Regions from separate parts of the Homo sapiens genome. Here region 1 is linked to region 2. Evidence: chromatin loops called from intact Hi-C (ENCODE). Cell type or tissue: HepG2. All regions are shown on one strand.

What was found. Hi-C counts contacts between places; a loop is a spot of excess contacts. Peaks named below come from ENCODE experiments on the same cell type or tissue, not always from the same donor. Only the 100,000 strongest peaks of a DNase experiment are listed, where the experiment ranks them.
Region 1: it touches region 2 in a loop (2.3-fold over the local background); 1 of 110 quality-filtered maps calls a loop at or near these places.

Annotation. Positions count from the first base shown.
Region 1 is chr9:108,863,528-108,866,027 of GRCh38, forward strand. ACTL7A (actin like 7A) reads left to right here. Exons shown (of 1, transcript NM_006687.4): 1 at 1-229. The coding sequence ends at 103. Among named protein-coding and RNA genes, the nearest start is that of ACTL7A, 2.5 kb to the left of the region's middle. In HepG2, a CTCF peak has its summit at 1,207; a DNase peak (open chromatin) is centred at 1,192.
Region 2 is chr9:108,776,284-108,778,783 of GRCh38, forward strand. No RefSeq gene overlaps it. Among named protein-coding and RNA genes, the nearest start is that of ACTL7B, 78 kb to the right of the region's middle. RefSeq lists a silencer at 566-860. In HepG2, a CTCF peak has its summit at 1,162 (motif pointing right); DNase peaks (open chromatin) are centred at 788 and 1,188; H3K4me3 peaks cover 396 bases.

The DNA of each region.
Region 1 (2,500 bases), 87 kb after region 2:
TGGCTCCATCCTGGCCTCACTTCAGGGTTTCCAACCATTGTGGGTCCACCGCTTTGAGTACGAGGAACACGGGCCTTTCTTCCTCTACAGAAGGTGCTTCTGAACAGCGACGAGGATGGACACTGCACTGGCAGTGCCTACCCTCGACAGGGTGAGCGCACTCCTACACACAGGGGGTGGAGCCGGCGCTTATTCCTGTAGCATTAAACACCCCTCATATGCCCCTCCACAGTGTGTTTCTCTACTTCCTGACTTCATAAGAAACAACTTCACACGTGCAGCGTCTGCCTTAAAATATACATTTCCCAAAACAAAAGCAGGAGTAGGGGGAGGATGAACAAAAAAGGGCATGCATTGTATGTGGATTGCTTAAACATTCACTTGTTCTAAAATTATGCTGCCCCTTATTTTGTGCATTCCCCGCTTTAGGAACTACTTTACGGTTAAACTCTGCTTGGAAGGGGGAGTGCAATGAAGATTAGAGGGTAAATGCTGTTGGGGCATATAAGCAGTTCCCTTTCCATAAATGCCAATAGGAAGTATGCTGTAACAGTGCAAACTCCCACAAAGCATCAGTGTCCATTTCATACTTCATCAACAACCCTGAGGGACTGGAAAGAGCTGGCAAAGCTGTCTGAGCCCTGCTTTAACAGGAGTTTCTTTTAGTTCCAACAGTCATTTATGTCTCAGTACCAGTTCTTACTAAGCCATCACAGCGACTGGCTGCTGAAGCCTAGCATATTACAAGCAAGGCATTTGTATGTGCCTTAAAGGGCAACTCTTCAGAGAACAAGTGCTATACAGATTTCCCATTTTAAAAACTGAAGTAAGACTGATCTTGGGTTATCAGCAGAGAGGTTAGGGATTGAGGCCACAGTCATTCTCTAGACACTTCAAGTAGTAGCTGACCATCTCCCAGCAGACTGGATTCTCCATCAGCCTAGAACACACACGGTTGGAGTCTGGGGTGTGCTGAGGATAGAGGCTGCTGGTTCTGGGGCTGATGATATGGGTCTGTGGGAGGCTGCCCTATGTGGGTCATTCTAACCCCACTGGGGAGCCCAAAGATACACAGAGACCCTCAGTAGCCAGGGAAGCCCTTCCAGGGCCCAGCGAGCTCTCTGGTGTTCCTGCAGGGGGAGTTTGTAATATGAGCACTTTAAATTGGAGATTCTTTAGAACAGCCTCCAATACATTCTCTGTCTTGTCTTTAAAGTTCAAAATCTGAACACTAGTTGGTGCACAAAACAGAGGATAGAACATGGGCTCTGGACTCTGTGGTTTGAAACGCAATTTTGCTACCACCTAACTGTGACTTGAGTTTGTTTGCTTGCCTGCAAAACTGAGTATAAATGCCTACCTCACACAGCTGATTAAAAAACAGCGAAAAATATCTGAATACCAGTATCTAGACTCCTGGGGGTCCTCACAATAGCTAGCTAGTATCTTTAGGTTTCTACCTCTTATGCAGAAGGCCAGAAGTCTCTTACTATAGTCCTTAGCCACACAGGTACTCAAAGGCAGGCATTCTGCATTTAGAGGAGAGCTGGCACCTCCACCATCTCCAGGGAGAAGCCCTCCAGAGCTGCTCACTGGTTCCAGGCTTGCCTCGACAGCCTTGAAAGACCTAAAGTGCCTGACCCTGGATCCAGGTCTGGTGACTAAGAGTATCTGGCTGGCACCAGCAGAAAGAGAGCCACAGAGGGGCATGTGAGGTTCCCATGGTTCAGCACGGATGACTAAGCCTTATGCTGGACTGTCAAGGAATCAGGAGTTGGGGACACTGACCTGAGAGAGAGGGACATCTTTACCTCAGTTTCTGCCCAAACCGCTCTACTGTCAACCCATGATCATTCACTGATGCGCAAGTTGAAGTTTGGTTAGTTCTTAACCTTTGGACCTCTTTGGCAGGGGTGGTAAACCCATAAACCTCTTCTTAGAATAATGTTATTAAATGCATAAAATAAAATGTATGATTACAGAGAAAACCTATCATACAGAAGTATGCTCTATCTACCGATCCCTTAGGGGTAAATAAACCCCATGTCAAAGATCCCTAAAAAAGGCGAGGGTCTTAATGAAGAGGAGGGTTGGGAGGTGGTTCTGGAGGATGGGCGTCTCCAGGCCTTCCTAGGCCTCAATGTTCATTTTTAAATGAAAAATGCCAACTGAAGGCTGAACAATTGTGCAGTCTTTTTCAAACCACTTTATGAATTTTCTCACTTGATCCTCACAAGTATGCCCCAGTAGAAAAAGAGAATCTCCTCATAAAAAAGTGATAGTTACTAAGTATTTGGAACTTATCTTAGCACAGTAGTTCTCAAGCAGGGGGCAACTTTGGCCTGTAGGGGACATTTAACAATGTCTAAAGATATTTGTGGTTGTCATAACAGGGGTGGGAGTGTGTACTACTGGCATCTAGGGGTTAGAGATGAGGGAAGTCGTTAAACATCTTACAATGTGCAGGGAAGCACCTCCCAACACCCAAAGAAAGAATGAC
Region 2 (2,500 bases):
CTGGCACTCTGTAGGCACCCAATAACGTTTGTTAAATGCTTGAAAGAAACAAACTATGGGGTAGGGGGAGATAAAAGAGAGAGAAAGAAGGAGGGAAGAAGAAAAAAGAAAAAAATGGGAGGAAGGAAAGATTCTGAAGTTATTTTAAATAAATGCTCATTTATATATTTATATATGCTGCCTTACAGTAAATTAACAATAAATAAAATTGAGTGCTTACTATGTGACCAGAACTGTGCTAAACTGCATTATACACATTATTTCAAATCTCATGATGACACCATGAAGCAAGAAGCATTATTAACCCCATTTAAAGGTAAGGAAACTGTGGTTAAAGAGATCAAGTCACTTTGCCCATAGTGCCAAAAATAAGTGTGGGGCCAGGATCTGAATGCAGGTCTATCTGATGAGAGTCTGATCTCTTTCTTTCCCTTGACAATTTATCCTCAGGGATCCTGCACACTTTATGTCTCTTCATTTTTTTAAGGGTGAAAACCAATGCAGGTGAGAAATAAAATCCTAACCCTCCCAACCAACTGAATGGACCCCCCTTTTGGCCAAGGAGACCACAAAGAAACTTACAAACTGAGCTCTTGGCCATGACAGGGTGGGAGAGGAGGTCAGACAGGCCTTGCTGTGCCCCCTCCCTCACTAAACACCATTAGACTTTCTTTCCCAGAGTTCAGCTGAAACCAGCCCTTTCAAAAGATTTGCTCCACTGCTGATTTCCACCAACCACCTGATGCTGTGGCTGGACTCCTCGCCATTTTTGTGGTTTTGGCACAGCAACTGACCAGCATTCCTTCCTGATAAGAGACCACTGACCACAGACTGATTCTGGCCAGTCCATGGAGGCTGCACACAGGGACACTTCTGTGTCCTCCGTTTTCCCTTTTGACTTATGGAGCCTAAATTCACTGCATTTAAATGTTAAGTCTCCAACCCAAAGTGAACATGGGACATATGTAACATGCATGTTTGCTTACTATGCATGCACACCCCTTCATGAATATTCACAGTTCTTCCTATAACCTGTTGAATATGTATACTTAGCCAACCTGTTCAGTGTAAATTCCTGTCTTAGCCTTCCTCCTTCCAAGTGCTTGCTTTTGTTTTTTGCTGGAGGCTATGCTTCCCAGCCTGCAGGTGGCGAGCCTGCAGCTGCAACCTTTTATAAGAAATTAAGCTCTCCTTTCCCGATGTATAGATCTCATGACTTTAAGTCAACACAGGTCATGGGCACACAGGTGTAAGCTTTAGCATTAAGCAATCACATGGCTCATAGAGTTCAGCCACCAGAACCCAGGGGTTGCCATTCATAGGTTAGGTAGGCTGAGGCAGAGGCAGGCTGCTCTTTCATGTCAGAAGTGAGGGAATAGCACCCTAAGTAGAAGAGACAGTATTGCAGGTGTTAAGGCAGGAAAGAACATTCCAGAAACTGAAAGGCTCATTATGGTTCCATTGACAGTAATGAGATCAGAAGGAGTCAAGAGACACCATGATAAAGATTTTATCCTGAATGCATCAGGAGGCCCCCGAGGGGTTTTAAGCAGATGAGGGATATGGCACCATTTATGTTTTTAAAAGAATATTCTAGCTACGGTGTGAACATGGACCGGAGCCACTAGGAGGGAACGTGTGCAGATGCCCAGGGAAAACCCCTTGACCAATCACTCAACGAGCCTTCTGACTTAGGCTTGGTGCCAGGGGACAAAATGATTCCTCTGATCGTTTGGGGGAATCAAAATGGTCCCCAAAGGGGACCACCAAGGGACACCAAAATGATTCCAGCTTATCTCCTCTGTCTTCCAAGAATGCTTGGTCTGGAGAAGCAAAAACTAAACAGAGTAGTCATGCTATAATAGGGGCAATGGTGGCAGAAGGACCAGGAGGGGATCACAGGATGCTCCCCTGAGGTAGAAAGGTTTCCTTGACCAGGATCTTCAAGGGTGAATAGGAACTCTACAGGCAAATATGGAGGGAAAGGTACTCCAGGCAGAGGGACAGTGTGGAGAAAAGCACAGAGGCATGGAGCAATGCGCTACACTTAGGAAACCTGATAAGGTTCTGCATGGTGGGAGCACAGGATTGGGTGGGACTCGGGAAAAGGCAGTGGGGAGGAGGGCAGGGGCTAAGGCCCAGTACAGGTCCAGAAAGACCTTGTGCATCATCTTACAGGAACAGTACTTTCCCTCAGTGAATGGGTAGCCATGGAAAATGATTGAGCAGGAAGATTTTGCTTTTTAAATGATACTCAAGGGGAGGACCTAGAAGGGAGAAGCGCTGAGGGTCCAATAGAAGAGAGAAGCATACGCTGTCAATCTCTAACGCAGGTGACCTGGGATCCGCTGCCAGTACAATCCCATCCTGAGCAGCTGCCCCCAGTCCCTGGCTTCTCACAAAGGCCCACACACCTGCTGAGCACGCTCAGCTTGAAACAGCCCTCTCAGTCCCAAGAACCAGAAACCAGAGAAACCCCAGAAGAGGGAGGGTCATGGGA